Linked DNA regions of Mus musculus: region 2 is linked to region 1. A link is a loop called in an ENCODE intact Hi-C map of the cell type or tissue named here. Cell type or tissue: left cerebral cortex. All regions are shown on one strand. Each heading gives the region's core, and the rest is flanking DNA. Links, peaks and the distances in the headings are about the cores only. Region 1 overlaps Papolg (poly(A) polymerase gamma). Region 2 overlaps Pus10 (pseudouridylate synthase 10).

Region 1 (11,940 bases), core at 1,873-9,872:
CTTCAAAAGTTTGCTTAAATCTGACTCTGAAAAATAGCAAGAAAAATCTGCTTCTACTGCCTTCTATCACTGGTGATGCTGAACTCAATGACATAATCCCCGATGCCCCATCATGTATGTCAGTCACTAATGAAATACACTGATTTTGAAAGCCAAGCAAGACACTATTTTATAATTGGTGTGGCATTGTTTAACCATTGTTATCATCAGACATGAAAGAATGTGAAATATAAGTCTTACCATTCTAGATGGTTCTCTTCTGTTGATGCACTGGCAGTCAGTACTATATAATGTCTATATGGGATTTACAGCATGATCAAGGAGGAAAACAGCCAGAAACATCTGTTAGTCTGAGTTTTTTTTATCTGTTTTCTTTCTTCTTTGCAAAGAACTAAACAATATAACTACACAGTTTCTGAAAGCTACAGATTACTCTATTTTTACAAAACTATAGACTCCACAATTAAGAAACAGCTCACTTTAACAACTATCACTGATGCTAGACTAGCCACTGCTAGACTGAGGGCCCTGACCACTCAAGATTTCTACTGCCTATTCTCTACCTTGCTTAAGCAATGTGAGACACTGTCACCTATCATAATTTGCTTTCTATATTTAAAGCCCTATTGGACATGTGCTGGCTTACACCTAAAATCCTACCACTCATCAGGCAGGAGAATCACCATGAGTTCCAGGCCAACCTATGTTACAAAGTAAGTTTGAGGTCAGCCTGGAATACAGAGTGAGCCTCTGTCTTAAGAACAAAGCAAGGGTCCAGCAAAATGAGTTAGCAGGTAAAGGCACTTGTTACCAAGTCTGCTGACCTGAGTTTGATCCCTAAGACCCACACAGTCTACAGAAGGCAGATCTAACCCCTGCAAGTTGTCCTGTCCTCCAAATGTGCGTGCATGCCCACAGGCAAACACAACCTAACCCCCTTAAAAATAGAAGATGTAAAAAAAACAAACAAAAATCATAAATATGACAAAAAGTTATTTTTCCCCAGATACATATATAACAAAATTATAAAAGTTTAGATACCTGTATTTTTGAAAGAAATTTGGTGGCTCTAATAGTTTGGACCAATCTGATTTCCCTTGAAGAATTTCATCTGTAACTGCAAGACCTAAACAAAAAGAAAAAAACAATGGGTTTTTAGAAACTAGGTCTAATTTTGAAAAGTGCCTAGCTTTGTGTCATTCCACCCAAACCATCTAACCCAACAAGTGCTTGACTTAGAAAATGTAAATACACAATGCTGTTTCTGAGAACATAAAGGTTAAATTCTACCATATTGGACTGGTTCAATTTTTGGCCTTTTTTTTTTTAAATAACTATTTATTTATTTTATGTATAGAAGTTCACTGTAGCTGCCTTCGGACACACCAGAAGAGGGCATCAGATCCCATTACAGATGGCTGTGAGCCACCATGAGGTTGCTAGGAGTCGAACTCAGGATTAATATTATTTTGGAAAGCATTTGAAGTTTTAAAAAGAATTAAGGGTTACAGAATTCTGACAATCAATAGCTACCAATACAGAATACAACTGTCTACTAAAATCTTGGGAATATGTAAGGGACAACAGGGCCAAGCATATTTACCTTGTTTAAATTCTTCTACCATTACTGTTCGAGTTGATGTAGACACATTATATGTAGAATTCTGTTGTGGGTAGGCAGGGGTAATTATTGGCATAAGATGATACCTGTCTGACGGATTTACCTATGAAATTAGAAGCAGAATAATTACCTATTCTTCTATTTAGTAGTCCTCACTTTATTTCCCCTAAATTATGAAGAATATGAAATATAAATTTAATACTAAACTCTCTCAATTCTAGGAAGTATATTTCTCTTCTGAACTGCATTTCTTCCTGAAGTCAGACATATTTATTTGTCAGAATTCTGCAGAATTTTTCCTCAGTAAAGCTATTAAATGATGCAACTTAGAAGCAATAGTTTTTCAGAATTATTGAAGTATAATAACTAGAGACATTATCTTCAAATTTATATAGAAATAAGTACCTATTTTATTAAATTGGAAGCTATGTGAGAATTATCTGCTTTAAGCTGTACTACAAAGTATTATTTTTATATATTTCAGTACCTTATTATAAGCAACTACTTGTGAATCAGTTTTTTTACAATGGATTATGATACTGTTTTGATACAACCACTTATCTGGTCTTATATGAACAATTTTTAATGACATAACATTTGAACTACGATTTAGAGAAAGGTCCAACTTCTAAATGATTAAATAAAATTCCATAATAAATTTTCCTACCCGAGGATCCCAGACAGGCAAGTTCAAGTTGCTTTCTTCTGGTTGCTTCAACAGCACAGGATTTGGCCATTCCCTAACATGAATAAAGTAAATTAATTCACAAACACTTCAGATGCCATATAAAAATATTAAAAGTATTAACTTGTCCCAATCTTCACATGACAACGTACAATGTACAAGGAAGAGTCTGTTTATTTGCCCTTCCTCAGAAACGCCAACCAGTCTTTTGTTAGTTAAAGCAACCTGAACCTCCCTTCTCATCTGCTTTTACAGATTTGATTCTGATGGTATAGTAACAGCAATAACTAAAACTAACATTTGCTAAAAATACCAGCACATGAATGAAGCAGCTATGATTATCATCTCCATTTTCCTAGGTGAGCTTAATGTACAAAGCCCAAATCTATGGTATGGGGCTGTTACTATGATAAGGCTCATTCACAAACTCAAGTGCCGCCTTGCTGACTTACTTAAGAGGTACAGGGGTTATGAGCACTGATTGTCAGAGAGCATCACGGGACAGACATATAGAGCAGATGTGCAGCTGGGTCTCCATGTGGGACTTGTAATAGCAGGAGCAGGGGCTGTCTCTGACTCAACTGCCTGCCTTTGGATCCCTTTTCCCAACTGGACTGCCTTGTCTAGCCTTAATAGAAGATGTGCCTAGTCCTACTGCAACTTGACATTGCCAAGGCTGGTCGATATCCACGGGAGGCCTCCCCTTTTCTGAGGAGAGGGAGGAGGAGAAGCTGTGATTAGGATGTAAAGTAAATAAATAACTTAATAATATCGAGAGGACCAAGGCCCAAATCCAGCATCTACATGGAGGGCTCACAATTGTAACTACTGTTCCAGGGGACTTAATGTACTCTTCTGACCTCTATAGGTACCAGGCACACAAGTGTTGAACAGATATAACAATACACTCATATACATAAAATAAAATCAAAAAAGGGGGAAAAAAAAGAGTCAAAACTAGGTGTGGTGGTACACATCTGTGATCCCAATACTTGGAAGGCTGAAGAAAGAGGAATTCAAGTTGTATTTAAGCTTGGGCTACAGTTAAAGCCTTTTTCCAAAACATTGGTGGGGAGTGGAAGGGAGGGGAGGGACAGCCAAGGAGCCACAACAAAATTATGTCATTTGTGATAAAATGGATGGTATTGGAGGCCATGACATTAACTGAAATAAACAAGGCACAGGATTTTCCTTCACTCATTAGAGAAATCTGAAATGTTGGCCTCATAGAAGGTGGAAGTAGACTAGTAGCTAGCGGAGACCAGGATAGAGAAGGAGAGGACAATGTCAGGCAATGGATATTAAAGTAGGTAAGTTTTGGTGTTCTGTTGCACAGGAGGATGACTATAAGTAATGTTAGTTGTACTATGGATTTCAACAAGCTAAGAGACTGTGTTCACCAAAAAGAAATGAAAAAGGTTAAGGTCTGAGGAGACACACATGCTAACCTTGATCTGACTGTATAATGTACACTACCAAAATATCGTGGGCACCTCATAAGTATATACAATTTTATATATCAGTTATAAAAAGAAAGGAAAGTGTGTCATGTGGCTGTCCCATCCTCAGATAAATACATCTTAAAGCTTTTAATGAATGTAAAACAACACAGTTATCTATGCATAGGTTTGTTTTCCTTAAGATTTCTCTCTATAGCCAGTACTAAAATAGACAATGGAGCCCAGGTTGTCCTCAAACTCATGGCAATAGCCCTACTTAAAGCTCTCATGGCAGAAACCACTATGCCTGGCTATAGTTTTTAAAATTTCAAAAGTTTTTTTTACACATTCATAGAAGTTAACAATTAGTCAAAATATATATGCTTACCATTTGGAAAAAACTAAAAAAAACTTGTGAACTAAAGTTGAAGCTGCTGCATTTGGGTACAGTTGGCAAGTTCTGGCAACTAGCATTGCCCAGGAGACACCACCAAGGAATCCCAGCATATTGGAATAAATACCACGGCCTAGAAATACGAATATTTGTTAATTATTATTCAGATCTATTATATTTGAAACACAACAGGATAACTTCATTCATAAAACTAAACACAAAAGTGAAATGATTAGCAGAACCCAAACACTAGGCTCAGAGTAGGTCAGCAAACCTTGGTTTCTACTTCTGGCTCTCTGCCCTGTTCCCTAATGTACATACAAAGACCTCAGTTCCCTGCTTTACCACCAACCATCCTGAATAATTCTACTGAAATTATTCCTAAGTGTCCCCACCTCCCCCCAAGTATCTGGAGTTAAAGAGAGAAATAAACAGAAGGAAAGACATCTGGACGTAAGTAGGTAAGAAAGAACATTTCACTAACAATTGTATACATGAGGAGTATTTTAAAAACCAATCACAAAATTGGCAACAAACATCAGGATTTCATAGAAATTGGATAAGTCCCCATTGTGAAGAATATATGAATGATATTAGACTTACCTGTGAAATGATATTTTTATAAAAATTTATGGAAAACTACTACCATATCACATTAAGCCTAATATTAATATGCCCTTATTACACAATGTGCTATTATTTTATGTCTCACACAAAGAAGGGGTAAATCCTACAAAAATGTCAGTTTGGCCATTTAAACATAAAAACTATGCATGTAAAATTGAAAAATACAGTGTTTGATTTATAAAGAGAGATAAATTGTTCATGTTATCCTTTCAATACAAATTACATTATCCTATTTAAGGCCACAGGCAAAAATCACCTGCTTAAACACTCATTTAAGTCTTCCACTGTTCAATATGGTGGCCACAAGCAGCACATGGCTATCTTTTCCCCGCAAACTTCACACCGTAAGACTGATTCATTTAAACTATACAGTTTAACACCTTTTGGTATATTCAGAGTTGTGCAACCCCACAACCATGTCTAGGATAGTTCATCATCTCCAAAGAAACCCAACCAGTCACACCACTCCCTTTTCTGGACCTGGAGACCTAAACCACCACTCACCTACTTTCTATCTTATACATCTCTCCTAATTATGGACATCTTCATATAAATCAAAGCCTATGCATGTTGACTTTTGGGTAACTTCTGCCATACTTTAAGTGGTGTCAACATTCATATATTTTGTATCATTTACCAGTACTGCATTCCATTTTATTGCAAAACAGTATCTGACAGCAAGGATATGCCATGTTTTTATATTCATTCATCAGAGTATGAATATGTGACTTGTGTTTACTCTTTTAGCTATTAGGAATATGATATATGTGACAAGATTTTTTAAAATTTAATTTTATTTGTAATTAATTTTTTATACTCCATATTCCATTTCCCGCCCCTCCCCTCCCACCCTTCAATTGCTCCACATCCCACACCTCCTCCTACCACACCCTGTCTCCACATGAATGCCCCCACCCTCCATCCCATCTGACCTCAAAACTCCCAGTCTCTTGAGGGTTAGGTGCATCATCTCTGAATGAACACAGACTTGGAAGTCCTCTATTGTATGTGTGTTGGGGGCCTCATATCAGCTAGTGTATGCTGTCTGTTTGGTAGTCCAGTGTTTGAAAGATCTCGGAGGTCCAGATTCATTGAGACTGCTGGTCCTCCTATAGGATCACCCTTTTCCTCAGCTTCTTTCAGCCTTCCCTAATTCAACAACAGGGGTCAGCTGCTTCTGTCCATTGGTTGGGTGCAAATAGTTGTATCTGACTCTTTCAGCTACTTGTTGGGTCTTTCAGAGGGCAGTCATGATAGATCCAATTTTGTGAGTGCTCCATAGCCTCAGTAATAGTGCTGTGACAAGATTTTTAAATGAACATTATTTTACCTTTCTTGGGAATCATTCAATTTTAATACCAATGAAATAAAACACAAATTTAAAAATTCAGTTCCTTAGTTGCTTCAGTATAGTCATGAGCCAAGTAATGATGTCAGTCAAGGAACAACCACATATATAATGGCAGTCACTTAAAATTCATTATAATGGAGATGAAAAAATGCATAGCTGAAGAAGAGGTAAGAGAAAAGGAAACACCAGGAAAGAAAAAAAAAACAAGAAAATTGAGAGCAATGTTGGACTGGAAAGGAAGCTGGCTTCTAATTCATGAGCTAGTCCAGTGATCATCCTCATTTTGAGTACCTGGGAACATTGGTGGAAACCATCATTCCTGCCTGCATAAATGGGTTTTGTTTTTTAAGACAAAGTTTTGCTGGTCTTGAATATGTGACCCTCCAACTTCAGTCTACTGGACACTGGAATTATTGGCTTGCCACCATGCCCAACTTGTGTTATTACAAAGGAATTAAATTTTTTTTAAAATTTAAGTTTAAAAAATTACAGTAAGTTAAATATATTATTGAAGAAAGAAAACACTTTTTATAAGTCAGTGAGTCATAAAGTCTACAGTAGTGGATATTAATGTCCCAAACATCTGCAATCACTCGCTGACTCACTAAGATCAACTCTGCCTTCAGCAATTTCCATTTATCATGTCTCTCATCTAAACCATACTTTGTGTTTTTGCTATATGTTGTTTTATCTAGGTATCTTCTATATGAAAGTACTTAGCACTGTGTTACAAAGGCCTACATTATTCAGGTAAAAGGCTTTATATAGGTTTTCAGTTTAGGGTCAATAGCTTTCCACAAAGCTGAGATAAACGGTAGACTGTACCAACTACGTGTATGTGAGTACATTCTATTTGTTTCATAGGTACAAAATCACCTATTGATTCATTTTTCAGACTGTATCATCATTCTTATTTTACTTTTAAAATCGTGTGTATGAGATTATCTAGTCTTGTTGACCATGTGTATACAGGTACATGCACATGTAGGGCAGAGGAGGCCTCTGGGTATCTTGTTCTATCTCTCCCTCACTGATTCCCTTGAGCTTTATCTCAATGAACCTGAAGCTAGGGTACTAGGCAGGCAGCAAGCCTCAGAGACCCTCCTGTTTCTAGCTCTCCAGTGCTGACGTTACTGATACAGGCACACACAGCCATGTCTCACCTTTTGCACGTGTGCTGGGGACTCAAACTCAGACCATGTACCAAGTGGTCTTATCATTGAGCCATTGCTTCAGCCCTCATCTCCCCATCGTCAAGCACTGTCTGACTATAGTGATAAATAATACAGAATGTCCTATATCAGATCAGAACTAGGCAAAGGGCATTTTATAAGCTATACACAAACACACTCACACTCATATATATGTATATATGTATGTATACATAGGCACATACATACAGAGAGAGAGACACACATAAACCATTACACCTGAGAACAGGTGTAATGCTTTTCTAAGTTTACAGACCATCAACCCTCAACAACATCAATAAGGTCAGAGTTTTCATATGTGTTTCAATTACTGGCAACAGAAAATTTAAAAAGACACATAAAGGACTTGGGATACTTACGCTTTGCCCATAATTTGACTGCTCTTAGGGTGAGTCTAAAAGTTTCTTTATTTGGCACTAAGTGCAAAATTTCATCAGTAACTCTACATCCTGAAAAAGACAAAACATTGATTTTTCACTAAGGCGTTAAAACTCAGTTAATTCAAATGGTCTCCTAACCTTCAGACTCTCAACTGAAAAACAGATGGGTCTCCTGTGTATCTGATTTAATCATAATGTCTCCAAGTTATAAAATTTTCTTAATAGAAACCTTTTCACAAAGAAGTGTAATTTACTATCACATAAAATAAAATAAGCTGGGTATGGTGGTGCTTGACTTAAATCTCAGCACTCTTGAGGTAAAGGAAGGTAGATCTCCGAGTTTGAGGCCAGGCTGGTCTAAGAGTGAGTTCCACAGAAAAACCACGTTTCAAACAAACAAACAAACAAACAAACAAACAAACAAACAAACAAACAACAGTGTAAAGAAAGGAGCCTATAGATCACTGGCTCTTAAACCTGAAGAACCTGTAAGGGTAAACCTACTTTTTAAGAAGCCTCTATCATTCCTTACCATTTTCACTGTGTGCTAACGTTTGCCTTGGTGGAGCATTGACAACTACAGTGTTACCTTAGAGGTCAAACACAGCAGTGGCAACAAAGTATACAAGTGTACAACACACTTCACTACTCTCATAGGCTCCCAGTTAAACAAAAGCAACCAAAAGGAAAGTGGTGTATCATCATTTCAGCTGCATGCTAAAATAGCCTTATTTTCAACAAATACTGGGTTGCTTGAAATTATGACTAAAGATAAAAAAGGTTACACAACTGGGCATTCAGTAGTCTCTGAAAAATAAACTAAATTCCTTGCCTCAAGGAAAACAATGATACTATTTACTGTGGATAAGAGGTAAGCTTTCAAGTTAAATTAGTTATAAATCACTTTTATCTACTATTGTGAACCTGATAGCTTATAAAACTTTAAAGACTCTCATTAATATTAGCATCTCTGGTGCTAATATTAATTAATCAATATAATTTAAAACCCACTTATAATGAAATCTGTGTTAACATTTTGAAGATAAAAATAACTTTGTGAACTAACATTTTCCAAATAGCCAGAGTATGACAGTTAAAAACAAACACCCAAAAACCAAAAATATAACAACAACAACAACAAAAAGCCAGGCAAAGGCAAAAGGACGAGATCACTAGATATTAATGTGATAGAATAATCCTATTTCTTTTTATAGTTTAATAAAAACAAGATATTAGATAATATGTTAACTATAGAAGAAGATAGGGTAATCTGGAAAAAAGACCATCTTATATATAAAATTATTAATTTATAATTGATTTTTACTTCTAGTGAATTATAAATATTCTAAACATTTTTATTCATAATATGATAAATATTGACATATAATCCAGATGAAAAAATATTTTGGAGTTCTCAATAAATCTTCTAGGTTTACAGGCCTTCTGAGACCAATATGTTTATGAACCACAACTCTAAACATAATCTTTCAAGAATTTAAAAATAATTAATCATACTATTTTTATGAAGAAAACCAGGACTTTAAGATTTCTGCTGTTGGTGATGAAATGCAGTGTTGGAGCACACTAAGCCTGTGCTCTAACACTGAGCTATACTCCATGCTGCTCTTAGGTTTTTAGTTTGCTCAAGTCTTTAAAATAGTCCATTAACAATTCCATAAAAGGGCTCTTGTTGTGGATTTGGTTTAATGCTTGTATTATGGTAACTGGGCTCCCCAAACTGCACAAGAATCCCACATGTAAGATGCTGAGGGTCTCTGCCCCCGGTTGGTTCTGATTGGTAAATAAAGTTGCAGGAGCCCAGTGATGGCTGGGCAGGGAGAGGCAAGACTTTAGGATTCTCAGCAAGGGGATAGAGAGAGAAGAAAGGATAGAACTACCATGCCTGGGAAGCAGAAAGATTAGGCTTGAGAAGTGCAGGACAGAGAGACAGCCAACAAGTAAGAGTAATGGAGGGTTGCAGGCCAGGGTAGCCAGGATGGAATATAGGTTTTAATAAGTAATAATTTAGGAATATCAAAGGGGAGAATTGCTAGCCATGTGGAGGTTTGGAAGTAGTTCCACCATTGAGCTGATTAAAGCATATTAAAATATAAAGCTGTGTTTGTGTCTTTCATTAGGGAATCCAGAACATTGGAGCAGGTAGTGAGGAACTTCTGCTGCCAGGACAATCTTTAGAGCACATTAATCAATTAATTGTCTACAACTACAGGCCCTATTTACCAAACTGTTTTCAAGCAGGAATCTAAGATTTCTTTATAGGAACTTACCATTTAAACTTCTAATGCACCGTATATCAAGGCTTCTCAGGCGAGAGTCATCTCTTAGGTCTAAATTATCTGATATGGTTTGTATTGCCAGTCTTGCAAAGACTAGATCAATCTTTGGAAAGAGATAAAAAAGAAAAGAGAATGATTTACTTACTTCTCCTGGTCCATTCTCCCCGACCCTAACTCCAAACATAAAAAGTTCCAATTATTAGTTTGGGATAGTCTACTAAAACATCAGGAGGCCTATGTAGGTGACCTAATATGGGGCAATCATTGAATATCTTGAAATAAAGATGGAAGATACAACACACATTTACTTCTCTTGAAACTCAACTAAGATACTGGGAAATGTTTTGGTTTGGGTTCAGTTTTCTTAGAGTTTATGGCATAATCCACTAGGAAACAGACAATAGAAACATCAGCAAAAGTCATGGAGGCTGGAGAGCACACGGGCAAATGCTAACAGGCCCAGTGACCTAAGATTTAAACATTTTATTTGGGGAATAAAAACAGGTAGCTATGAATAAATACATAGATAAATTTAAAAGAACATTTAGAAAATATAATTAGTATTTTTAGAAACTAAAAACAGGGTAGTGGATATTATTACAAAGCTTGAAAGACAGGGAAAAAACAAGAAGAAGAATTAAAATATTAAGATGTGGTTAATTAAGTAAAGGAAAAATGTGTGTGCTTTTATTTATTTATTTTTAAAGAAAGCTGTTCTCTGGAGACTCAACATACAAATTTTAGGATTCCATTAAAAAAGACCTGTGTGTAAATAAAGGCAGGGAATCCAAAAGAACTCAATAAAAGTTCCAAGAACTGAAGGCCTTTTCATTCTAAAAGACTATTGTATGCCAAGCATATCAGTTAAAAACACATACCAAAGCATATTATCATCATGAATTCTACAAGTATAAAGACAAAATAAAACTAAAACAACTAAATAAAACAAGAGACAAAACTGACCATCTACACAAAGAAAGAGTCAAAACAGTAATATGCTTTTTTTACAGCAGAGGCCACAAGACAACGCAGGCCTTTGAGGATGTAAAAAATCATTTCCTACCTAGAATGATGCACTCAGCAAAACTATGGATTCAGTGCTTTTTAAGCATGCAAGATAAGGAAAACAAATTCTTATTTCGGCATTCAATGGCTGAGCTCCAGTAAGATGGTAGTATATCAAGAAAGAAGGAAATTCTAGAGTAGGGAGAGAAACTTCCATGAAGATCATAGTGAGATCGACAGGATGACAGCTGTGCACAAACGATGGGCCACACTCAGCTGAGAACAGGGCGAAGACCCAGCGGGCTTGCCCTCAAGATGCTGATTAAGTCTTAGCTTAAAGGAGATTATGACAACCATAGAAGACTGGGTAAGTTAGACATAAGTATAACAACCGACTGAACAGTCACTAACTCCCAAGTGAAAAACCTGTTATAGGGCAAAGGAATTGTAGTAAGTCAGTATAATCAATACTGAGATTTGAAACTGTTTTTAAGATGATACTGTAAATACAACACTGCTCCAAACAAAATTATAATAGTGCAATTATTTTCGATGATTATAGGAATGAGAAAGGTGGTGTACAAAAAGCATGAGGAAAGAAATGGAGGTTTGCAAGTTTTCCATTGATGAGTGGTCAAGAGAAACAAGAAGAAGGTGAAAAGACTACTATTAAATTCTTTAAACTGTGGTTAGTACCAGGCAAGCACTCAGGAGGTCAGCTAGTGAGATTATTTCAAAACCCCAAACCCAAACCCAAACCCAAACCAAACCAAATAAAATGTGCCCATGCTAAGTCTGATTTTGAAACAAAACTAACAGGTTAAATATTTCAATTGTACAATTAAAAATATATTAAACACTTACTTCAATACCATCAAATTCAAATTTTATAACAGGTACAAAAGCATCTTCTACAGCCTATAAAAGAGG
Region 2 (11,940 bases), core at 1,961-9,960, 200 kb before region 1:
AAAAGGTTGAAGCCTCTGGGTTTGAATTCACCAGCGTGGTTTTATCTGTCTCCTTTCCACCGCAGCTGTCTGTAAGAGAGGTAAGGTCATTTGCCCACTTCAGAGCACGTGTAAAATGTAAGCTAGGAGTTTCTAATTTCTAAAACACACCAAACAAAAATGGGAATGTAAACTTGGTACAGAGGCTCCCACTTTTAACCTCAGTACTGGGTGTGGAAGCGGGGTGGCAAGGAATTTGAGGCCATCCTGGGAATATTGCTGCAGTGTTGCATGATGGGACATGAGCAAGAGTGGCTAGACATGCCTCGGATTCATTGCACAGGTGGTTTTGAATTAATTTTGGTTGTTGCACATTCAGAAACCTTTTATCATTATTAGTTTTTTCTCGTGACCCCTCTACCTTCTGCTATGTGATACCAGGTGTGGTTGTCACCCACAGTCTAAAAGGCTACATATACAAAAATCACATTGAGCTAAAAGGACATAATTTGAGAACTTTTTATTTGAAGTGTCTTCTCCTAGATACTGGTTCCTAAACTTTTAGCATGTAAAAGGTTTATTCATAGGTAGGTAAGGTGGCTCCTGCCTGTAATTCCATTATCCAGAAGCTGGGGCAGGAGGATTGCCAGGTATTTGAGCCTAGCCTGAAGTTTCCCAAGCACCATCCCAAAGATTTGTATGTATTTGGTCAGGTAGGGCTTAGGAATTTGCATTCTAAACAGCAAACTCACCAGTGCCATTGTTACAAAGACTGCATGTTGAGGAATTAATACTCTTAAGGGTTTTTGGGGTTTTTTTTTACATTTTTATTTTGTTTTAGTTGTGTGTATATATATCCGTGTGTGTGTGTGTGTGTGTGTGTGTGTGTGTGTGTGTGTGTGTGTGTGTGTGTACCTGTGTAGAAGTCAGGACAACTTGCAGTAACTGGTTCTGTCTTTCTGCCATGTGGGCCTGAGGCATTGAACTCAGTCATCATTCTTGGCAACAGGTTCCTGTACCTGCTAAACCATCCTGCCTGCTCAAAATGAAGAATTAAAAAATATATCCATTCTTGCAAGTGGGGAGAAGGGCTGTAAACTTTGGACAGGTGAATTTCAAACAATGCAAAAAAAACTGGCATAAGCATCTGCCTAAGAGGTATGTTATAAGTTTTAGGAAGTTCAGGGAAAGCAAATTTAGTTCAAACCAAATTATTATAACCAATAAAAGGAAGTTTAGAGAAAAATCCCCATAAAGGATTGGGGGGCATGGTCCTTACGGTGGTAGTGTATCCCTTTAATCTCAGTACTTGGGAGGCAGAGGCAGGAGGATCTCTGTTAGTTTGAGGCCAGCCTGATCTACAGAGCGAGTCTAGGACAGCCAGGGCCACACAGAGAAACTCTGTCTTGAAACCTTCTCTCCCCTGCCCCCCAAATTGGGAAGCCGATATGATGATTCACAGTTATAAGTTCAGCACTTGGGAAACTAGACAGGATGGTTGCTGTGAGGTCAGCCTGGACTATATAGGAAAAACCTGTCTCATTAAATAGTTTTAAAAGAGTAAAAATGAGGAATTCGGTCTATGCCAAAGACAAGAGGATCCTGAATTCATCTTAAGTTAGAGAGAGGGCATCGGAGGAGGAATGTGCATTTAAAAATTTTCATTTTGAAAAGCTTAAAGTATTGTAATGAGTGGCCCGATGAACTCCTTGTTAAGTGTTGCCCAGATTGAACAATCAAGTTTTATTTCACAAACTTAAGATCAGTTACAAAAAATATAAGCCAAAATAGAGTCATATTAGTACAAATATAAGAGGGAGGCTCAGCTCTGTTAGAATTGCAACAAAAAAACTAGACCCTACAGTGAACTACTAAGAGAGTAAAGAATTGCTAAGGGACAGGAAACAAATGAAGCAGGAGACAGGCCTTCTTGGAATGATGCACACTGATGATAGATGGAGAGAAAGGTGGGTTCTGAACGTCTTGCTTTGCTTTTGGCCTTTCTGTCAGGGAAAATGTGATCGTTCTCAAAAACAAACAAACAAACAAACACGTAGAACAGTCATTCTGAGAAGAGTGAAAGTTCTGGCTCCACAAAGTGACGCTTTCCTAAATGGGCTCAGTCCTCTGGGTTCGTGAATAGTTATATTTCAGACTGAACTCGTGTATCATCTACATAGCATCTTTTGTAAACAACAGAGGCTGGCGCCTTCAGGCAGAACCAAAATGCATTTTGGTAATCTTCCCTCCTTCCCTTCAAAAGCATCTCATGTTAGACATATGAGCAGAAGGTTGCCTCCATACGAATCCCCATAGATTTGGCCATGTCACAGTCTGAGACCCCATGATGTGGGGGAGATGTAGGAGAAAGAGGGACTAGAATATCATATTGTATACCCTACTATGCCTCCTGCTGCTCTCTCTTTTTCTTGTACAAAGTCACCCAGTTCAAAGGGAGATGTGTTGGCTTTGAAGTGACATGAAATTGACTCTTTGAAAGCAATAGTAGGTATGGAATAGGACATAATTATGTTTGGGTTCCTGCTACCCACCTTGAAGAATATTTACTGGCAATTACTAAAAATAAAATAAAATAAATCATTTCATGAAACTAAAAAAAAATTATATTTCAAGATAGAGTTAAAACAGCCTGCACCTGCTCATTATCCTCAGGGATGTTAAAAGGCAGCATATTTTCCAAGCGATTGGAGACAAAGTGCGCCTTTCCCAAAAGTAAGTAAGTTAATTCTGAAAATTAGCAGCTGGCAAGCTCAGCCGCAAAGCACAGTGAGATTCTGGACCAGGAGCTCCAGGGTGAGCCGTGGGCACTAAGCTCGAGGAAGGACAAGTTTGCTGCGAGCAGAGTATGTCTGAAGCATGGAGTGAGCTGGTAGAGCTTGGCAGTGCCTCGCAGCCCCCTGCATGGCCAGTCTCTCAAAATGCTTTCCTGAAAGTGGCCGGAACATGGCAGGGCCTAACTACAACTGACTGGATTGTGCTGGACTGTCTGTATCCGAAAAGAGTGAATGGATGACTAATCCCAAGCTGGACAGTGTTCAGCCTCGTGAAACTCCATTGAGGGAAGACGTTAGAATAGATGCTGCATCTTCACTTTCTGTCTTCCCAAATCCTAGTCTCCAAAAGTAGGACACAGAGGTCCTTTGATGGGCACCTGCACATTGAACACACCATCACTGAACTGCAGGGAGGCTCCTGATGTGCTTCAGGGCTCTCTCCTCTCTCTTCTGTCCATAGTTTATGCTAGTGAAGATGTATGTGAACCTCACTAGGGGCTACATGACACAGGGTTGAGAGTGCAGCAGGCATGTTGGCTATTGCAGTTAATTCACAGTAGAGCTTATGAACAAGAGCAGTCTAAAAGGACGAATAAACATGAGCTAATGAGAATAAACATGAGTTTAAGAATAAGTTAATAAGAATAAACATGAGTTTTTATGCCTGAGTTTAAAAAGCAGTTGCCAAGTAAAGGAATGACGTAATGTATTTGCAGAGATGCCTCTGGAGTGGTAGTTAGAGTTGCTTAAAGAGACAGTAAGCCAATTGGATAACGGGGTCAGATACAGGGTGGCTAATGTTTGGCTTTCGGCCCACCTGGATGAAAAGGTGACAGTTGTCTTCCATTAGTGCTCCTGTTCTTGGAATGCCATGCTTACGTGGAGGTTTGTGCATTAGAAGGAACAAAGACAAGTTAGTTTATGTTCAGAAGGTAGGCTCAAGATGGATATAATTCTCATCCCAAAGAATTTACCAGAATGGATATATTTTTTGACACAGATTAAACCAAGGACAGAAAGCCACCAAGCTGAGGTACATGAAAGAAAGATCATCTTCTTTTTCCATTTATTTATTTATTGATTCATTCATTCACTCACTCACTCACTTACTTTACATCCCACTCACTGCCCCCTCCCCCTGCTGATCCCCTCCATCCCACAATCCTCCCCTCCCTGCACCCCTTCTCTTCTGAGAGGATAGTATTCCTCCTGAGTATCCCCCCACCCTGGCACGTCAAATCTCTGCAGGGCTTCTTTCCCACTGAGGCCACACAAGGCAGCCCAGCCAGAAAAACATTGCACAGACAGGCAACAGCTTTTGGGATAGTCCCACTCCAGTTGTTCAGTACCCATATGAAGACCAAGCTACATGTCTGCTCTATATGTGCAAGTTGCCTAGGTCCAGCCCATATAGCTCTTTGGTTGGTGGTTCAGACTCAGAGAGCCCCAAGGGTCCATCCCTGTCAGTTGACTGTTGGTCCTCCTGTGGAGTTCCTATCCCCTTTGGGACCCCAATCCTTCCTCCTGATTCTTCCATAAGAGTCTCCAAGCTCCATCCACTATTTGGTTGTAGGTGTCTGCATCTGTTTGAATCAGCTGCTGGGTAGAGCCTCTCAGAGGACAGCCATGCTAAGCTCCTGTCTGCAAACATAACAGAGTATCATTAATAGTGTCAGGGATTGGTGATTGCCCCTAGAATGAGTCTCTAGTTGGGTCAGTTATTAGTTGGCCATTCCCAAAGTCTCTGCTATATCCCCCGTCCCTGCATTTCTTAAAGACAGGATAAATTTGGGGTTAGTGGGTTGGTGTCCCTATCCCTCCATTGAGGTTCCTACCCAGCTACAGGAGGTGGCCTCTTCAGGTTCCATTCCACCAATTCTGTGAGTCACAGCTAAGGTCACCCCCATTGATTCTTGGGAGCCTCCCTTATCCCAGGTCTTTGTCACATCCTGGAGATGACCCCCGCCTCCATCATTTGCAGATTTCCATTTATTCTCATGGCCTTTTGGCCACTCCCCACCCCACATGTTCCTCCCTGTACTTGATCCCATTCCCTTCCTCATCCCCTCTCCCTCCCAGACCCTTCCCTCCATCTGCCTATTGTGACTATTTTATTTCCTCTTCTAAGTGAGATTCAAGCATCCTCCCTTGGTAGATGATCTTCTTAAAGCCCAGCAGGGAGTTAAGAAGCCCTTCTATTTTAATGCTGTTGCATTACTTCACATGGGAGTCTACATCCTTTCACTTCAGATAAAGAAGACAATGACAAATTCATGATTCCAGTCTGTGAGCTTGGTAAGCCTGGAAGTTTATTGGGTTTATTGTAAGCGACTCAGGCAGCAATGTTCCTGAAAAGCCACCTCCACAAACAGGATGACCTGTGAGAGGTGCTTCATACAATACCAGTACAGCCTGTGCCCAGCTTCTTTGCCTAAGAGCCTCTTGTCTTCCTGGCTTGTGTGCTCTTCATCCAATCTCTGGTGGGGAACCTCATTAGTCTTGTAACTTTTATGAGCTTCCTGGAGTCCTGTGAAGTTACTGTTTCTTTTAAAATATTTGTGTGCGAGTGTCCGTGTCCGTGTCCGTGTCCGTGTCCGTGTGTGTGTGTGTGTGTGTGTGTGTGTGTGATGCGTCCCAGTGTGCCTGTGGAGGTCAGAGGACAGCTTACAGTAGTTCGTTCTTTCCTTAGAATATGTGAGTACTGGAGATCAGCTGTCTGGCCTGGCCCCAAATCCCTTCAGCTGCTGAGATGTTTGCCAGCCCTCCTGTAGTTCCAGGAGCTTCATGAGTGTCCTACCCCTTTATGAGAGGATACTTTTCAACCCAGAGGAAATGGCTACACAGCATGCTTCCCTTTCTGCTGACTTTTACACTCTCCTGCCCCTTCTGCTGTGATGTTCCTGGGACTTTGGAGGGGAGGGGCAATGTAAGTGTTTGGTTACAATCTTCTGTGTCTGGCTGAGCCTTGGGTACTATACCACACAATAGACACTTATTCTCAGAAATTTAACTGGTGAGTTTATGCAGTAACCCTCTCCCATTGCAAAGGGAACATTTCCTCCCATTAGTGAAGCTGAGAGCAGCAGTCTGGGCATAGACACAAATGTTTGGAAATCAGTTTGAGAGACACATATCTGTTTAATGAAACAGTGACAGCTCCCCATTGTAGCCTGTGACCTCCTCAGTCATGACTGTGTGTCCTGGGCCTGCGGCACTGTTCGGGTTCCTTCCTGTGATGTGATCCAGGTGGACTCTGCTGCCACAGCCACTGCTCTGCTCTCAGGAGTGGCTTCTGTAAAGCCACTGTGTGACAAGGATTATCAAGGATGCCCCAGACCAAATTGGGAAGTCTTGCTCATTCTTTGAGGTTTATCTTGTATCAGCTGAGTCCAGCAGAGGGCGATATTGTACCATCAGTTTAGTTCATTTCCATCTTATGGCTAGTATATGATGACCCCTTTGTTCACCCTAGTGACCTTAAATGAGTTATATTGCATCATAAATGTTACTCTGATCATATGAAGCACCCTGTTTCTCAATGTTCAGTATGATATGGAGTTTTGTTTGTCAGATCAAAATATATTTCTTTCTTTTCTTTTCTTTTTTTTTTTTTTTTCCCTGAAACAGGGTTTCTCTGTACAGCCCTGGCTGTCCTGGAACTCACTTTGTAGACCAGGCTGGCCTTGAACTCAGAAATCTGCCTGCCTCTGCCTCCCTAGTGCTGAGATTAAAGGCGTGCGCCACCACACCTGGCTCAAAATATATTTTTTGTTTCCATGCTTTGCATTAAATAGTCTGAATTAGGTAAGAATAAAATTACCAATTCTGCAGCAGCACTTTTTCTTTAATTTAAGAAATTATATTTTAAAAAAATTTCATAAATTAATATTTTAAATGTTTTTTTTTTTTTTTTTTTTTTTTAATTTGTGGTCTTACCAATTTGGATCCGTTGATCTCATTTAGGATCTGAAGAAAATAATGAATTCCTTTGTCCTAAGCAAGCACAGACTCACTTGGCATGGTGTAATTCTTGTAATCCAGCACTCAGGAGGCTTAGAGGATCGTGAGTTCAAGGCTATGCAGGCTATGCAGTGATACCCTATATTAAAGCAAGTGAAGAACAGGAGAGCTAGAAGCACATACTCAAAGTTTGCATGCATTTACAGATCCTTGGCTTTATCTGAATTGTATTCTTAGGTAAAGTCTCCCTCTCTGCTAATGTCCTTACTTCTTCTAAGCGATTGTGGTTTCTGTTGTGTTTAGTTCTCAGATCAACTGCAACTATAGAGAGCCACTTGTTTAAGATAGTAATGTGTGTGTAGGCCTGAGCTGGCTGTCTTCTGATTCAGCGGTTAGATTTTCTCCTTTCTCTTTATTTTCCATGCTTTTTCAACTTAAAATTTGTATGGCAGACACCCCTCCTAGATATACAACACACTAAAGATCTCCTTTGTTCTGCTGTGCTTTCTGAACTTAGAAAGGCAGGTTTAAAGTTTGCCTTAGCGTGTGCAGGAACCAGAGGTCAACTTGGAATTCTTCTGGAGCTTGAGACAGATCTCTCACTGACCTGGGCTTGCCAATATGACTAAGCTGGCTGGCTAGGCAGAGCTCCAGGAACCTACTTGTCACCACTGTAAGTTAACAGGCCTGGCTTTTTTGCATGAGTACTGGGGATCAAACTCACGTCTTCATGCTTTTGGTGGCAAGCGTTTTTGCTGACAGGCACTTCCTCGGCCTTGCGGGCAGCGGCTGGCTATGTGTGATGTGCAGTTGCACACAGCCTGTGAGTGCACTCCAGAGGAGGGTTTTGAGTGTCTTACCATTAACTCCCTGCCCTATAGCTTTGAGACAGCCTCTCATTGAATCTGAAGCTAGATAACAACCAGCAAGCACCAACAAGCCTCCTGTCTCCCCCCTCTCCTCAGGACTGGGGCTACCCATTCATATGCAGCACAGTTGGCCTCCTAATTAGGAGCCTGGGATTTGAACTCTTTTTTCCTGCTTGAACAGCAAGTGCTCTTGCCCACTGGACCATCTTTCCAGTCCCCAGGCTACAACTTTAAAAACCTTCATAGCACACAAGTATGTTTATGCAGCCATCCAAATCCATCTTTCTGTAAGATGTGACTCCAAGAGGTTTCCAGCATATGCAATTTTGCACTTTTAAGAGACATGGAAAAGCCAGTGAGGTGACTCATCAAGTTAACACGAGTCCCCAAGTCCAAAGCTCCGAGCTCAGTTCCTTGGACCCACATGGTGGAAAAGAGAGAACCAGTGCTCACAAATTGTCTTCTGACCTCAGCATGCACACCATGGCATGCACAATGCCCATGCACACACAAATAAGAGTCATGGACTCATAGGGCTTGAAGACACCTTCCTAGTCACGTAGAACAGGGCTCCCTAGCTTTTCCTGGCATTGAATTTAAAGGATGATAGTTATGTGTACATTGTTGTGATTTATCACAGCCCTGGAGAGAACACCTCTCCAGGTGCAAACCCGTTCTTACCTTTTGAGAATGACTGCAAGAAAGTCTGTGAGTTCCTGACCTTAGCACATAAAAAGTGACCTTCGATGGTCACTCTTTAAATGATTTGAAAATTCTCAGTGTTCCTGTGTATGTGTGTGTTCTGTATTGGGGGAGGGAGCCCATGCCACAGTGTGTGGAGGTCTGAGGACAACTGTAACATCAGTTTTCTCCTGCCTTTATATAGGCTCCAGGGATCCATCCCACTTTGCCAGGCTTGCACAGTAAACGTTTACCCTCCAAGCCATCTGCCAATTGTTTTAAAATTCGTATGACATACATTTATTTATTTATTCATCATGTATGAGTGTACATGTGTGCATGACATAGTGCATATGTACTGGTCAGAAGGCAACTTCTGGGAGTTGGCTCTCTCCTACCATGTGGGCCCTGGGGATTGAATTCTGGCCATTATGTTTAGAGACAAGTGCCTGTACCTGTTGAACTTTTTCAGTGGCCCTCTTCAAGTTTAATGTAGCCCTAGTGTGTGCATCGGCAAAAAGGTAAGTTTTTTCCATCCTTAAGGATGGTGACCACTTGCCTAGCCATCACATCTTCATTTGAAAAAGAAAGCCCTGAGCTCATAGAGATCAAATGACGTCCCATCTTATGTTTATGGGAATTTGAATGTGTTTTCCTGCTCTTTTCATAACACTTTGTAAAGCCATGTTATCTCTTCAACCTGTAAATTTTGTGTATTTGACTTTACCTGATCATTTTAGTTACAGAATAACTTTCTTAACTACTCACATTGTTTTTATAATTCATGTTAAGTATACAGAGCCCTAGGCTTCACTAGGGTGTTTTCTTACACATGTATTATACTTTGTACTAATTCCAGCAGTGGTTAAGTAGGGCCGGACCACCATGGAAATGTACTGTATATTGGATCCAGGAATGCAGTTGAAAGCATAGTCAAGCATGTGCTTTAAATGATTAAAGACATATATTTATTTTCTAGCTTGCCTTTTTTACTGGCCTGCCTCCAGCTGGTATAGGTGGAGAAAGAGCAAGAAGGAAGAGGTTGGTTGCTATGGTTTTTCACTGTGTGAATGTATGCATAGGCTGCATTAAAAACAGTGAAGTCTCCTGTTTTGATTTGCATGTTTCTATACCTGTGATTCATCACACAGCATCTTTAGAACTTATAGTTGGAATCAGCGGTGTATAGAATTTAAAGGAAAGCATGAAGAAGCAAATCCCTTAAACGTGTCTCTGTTGGAGGTACCACATTAGCACACGGCCACTTGCCAGCTGTGGAGAGCCTTATGATATGGTTTTCGGGTACATTAACTTTTAGGACTGTAGCCTCGTGCACTAAGTTTCAGAAAAAAAGGAACTTCTAATTTAGGCTCTTCCTATTTCTGATTTGAATGACAGAAATGTCATGTCAACCATCTTTTATTTTTTTTTAATTTTGTTTTGAATAATATCGCTTTGCTTTAGATTTAGTAATTCTGTCACAATTGTATCTGAGTCATACATAGTGACAGTAAAGCATAGGTCACATAGAACACAGCTACATGAGTACTATGTTTTTTAGGAGATAAACTATGTCTTTTTAGCAAGATAAACTTATGAATGTAAGGCACTGCTGTTTATTGAGTATTTGTATAGGCAATCTCACTCAGACATCACAGCGCTCAAAGAAGGCTGGGCTTTTGTCTTCATTTTTCTGTGATGAAATTGAAACTGAAGATTGCATTACTGATGAATAGTAGAGTTAGGATTTGAACTCTGAACTCTGAACTAGCCTATCCCAAAGAGAATGCTTGTAATTGCCACTTGCCATACTGCCCACGCTGTGATTTGGTAAGATTTTAAACACGGGTTGTTTCTAGGGCAGATGCACCTCCTTTGGTACTTTCTCCAAAAACTGTGATATCTTTAAAGTTAGAGAAAGAATCCTTAGCTCTCTGTCTGTTTTTAAACAAAACAAGGGCTCTTGTAATATCTTAACAAGAGAAATAATTTAAAGATGTGGGAGATGGCTCAGTCAATAAAGTGCTTGCCCCTCAAGTTTGTGGCCCTGAGTTCGATCCCCATGGCCATGTAAAAAGATCTCTGGTACCCAAACGCCAAGCCAGGAGCACTGGATAAAGTGAGCTTGTCATATCAGCACTGGGGAGGTGGAGGAGACAAGAGGGTTTCCAGAGCCTGCTGGCCAGTCAGCTTAGTCTAATTACCGAGTCCCAGGTCTCAACTAGAGAGTGTGTCTCAAAGGAACAAGTGGGAAGCTTCTGAGGAGCAGTGCCCAGGCTGACCCCTGGCATCCACATGTGCCTGCTATGGTGCCTATGGACGTCATAGGGACTGGAGTCACAACTGGAGTTGTGAGCTGCCACTGGGAATTGAACACAGGTCCTCTGGAAGACCAGCCATATACACCTGACCACTGAACTATCTCTCCAGTCCCTTTCTCACATCTTAAAGATCTTTATTTATTTGTTTGGCTTGATGCACGGTCTTACTGTGTAGCCCTTGCTGGCCTAGAACTCAGAGATATTCCTGTCTCGCTACCTGTTGTGTGTTGGGATTAAAGGCCTGTGCCACCATGACTGGCCCTATTCTTACTTTGTTAATCATGCATATGTGCACACAAGTGTGGGTTTCTGTAGAGGCTGGAGGTCGGATCCCCTGAAGCTGGAGTTACAAGCAGCTTTAACTTGCCTGAGGTGGGATTGAGTGCTCTGCACAGTTAGTCCACCCCCTTAGGCAATGAGCCCTCTCATTTTCTCCCATTTTAAGTGATTGCCTTATAGAAAGAAAACAGGGATTACTTGGTGGGAACTGACTGGTTGGATCTGCTGTGGAATAGAATGTTTTCTTCTAGTTTTGAATAAGTGCTCGTTGTCCCTGCAGTAGCAGCTTCCTGCACTGTCCTTTGGGTGTGTGAGGAGATTGCTGTTAGGATTAGCATTTGGAGCTTGATCTAAGCCTCACATAAAACAGCCATAATGCCCTGTATGCCATGCCTTTTGCTTAACATAATTTATGAGACTTTTTAAAAAATACATAATGCTTTAAGTTTTTTTCCCCCTATTTTCTAGTTTTTGCCACCTTTTGAGTGTATGTATTTTAGAAAAATAAGTCTGTGCTCTTGTTTGACAAATAAAATCTTTTCTCTTTCTGAGAATATTGATATGTAGTGCTGTGGTTATAATTTTCCTCTTTTCAATTTATTTTGATTTGACACATGCTTGTCTATACTTACAGGGCAGATATGATGTTTTTATGTATTTCTACATTGTGTAATAATCAAATCAGGATAATCAATACATTGTTTTAAATATTTAGCACTTCTTTCTGGCACAAACATTTTTAAAAATGCCCCCTTCTATCTATTCTGAAATATATATTATTTCTTACCATAGTCATCCTGCCACCAGAGAGTTCAGAACCCATTACTCCTGACAGGTAATCTACCTCCCAGGCCCTTTGTGCTCTACCTTCTCTACCTCATCTGTGCTGTCAACTCTAGCTGGTTCCTGTGTGTGCGTGTGCGTGTGTGTGCGCGTGTGTGTGTGCGTGTGTGCGCGCGTGTGTTTGTGCATGCTTGCGAGAGTGTGTGCGTGCTTTCTTCTGTTCTTTCTTCTTTTGTTCTCTTTTTCCTTATTTCTTTTTGTTTATTTGTTTGC

The links. Hi-C counts contacts between places; a loop is a spot of excess contacts. Peaks named below come from ENCODE experiments on the same cell type or tissue, not always from the same donor. Only the 100,000 strongest peaks of a DNase experiment are listed, where the experiment ranks them.
Region 2: it touches region 1 in a loop (2.8-fold over the local background); 17 of 42 quality-filtered maps call a loop at or near these places.

Annotation. Positions count from the first base shown.
Region 1 is chr11:23,872,187-23,884,126 of GRCm38, forward strand. Papolg (poly(A) polymerase gamma) reads right to left here. Exons shown (of 22, transcript NM_172555.2): 6 at 11,875-11,928; 7 at 9,997-10,108; 8 at 7,688-7,777; 9 at 4,134-4,272; 10 at 2,289-2,361; 11 at 1,604-1,724; 12 at 1,042-1,126; 13 at 241-294. Among named protein-coding and RNA genes, the nearest start is that of Gm12061, 16 kb to the right of the region's middle. In left cerebral cortex, for the core only: no CTCF peak of the experiment used is centred there; no DNase peak of the experiment used is centred there.
Region 2 is chr11:23,673,245-23,685,184 of GRCm38, forward strand. Pus10 (pseudouridylate synthase 10) reads left to right here. Exons shown (of 18, transcript NM_028304.3): 4 at 1-80. Among named protein-coding and RNA genes, the nearest start is that of Pus10, 13 kb to the left of the region's middle. In left cerebral cortex, for the core only: a CTCF peak has its summit at 6,176 (motif pointing right); DNase peaks (open chromatin) are centred at 2,922, 6,168, 7,394 and 9,295.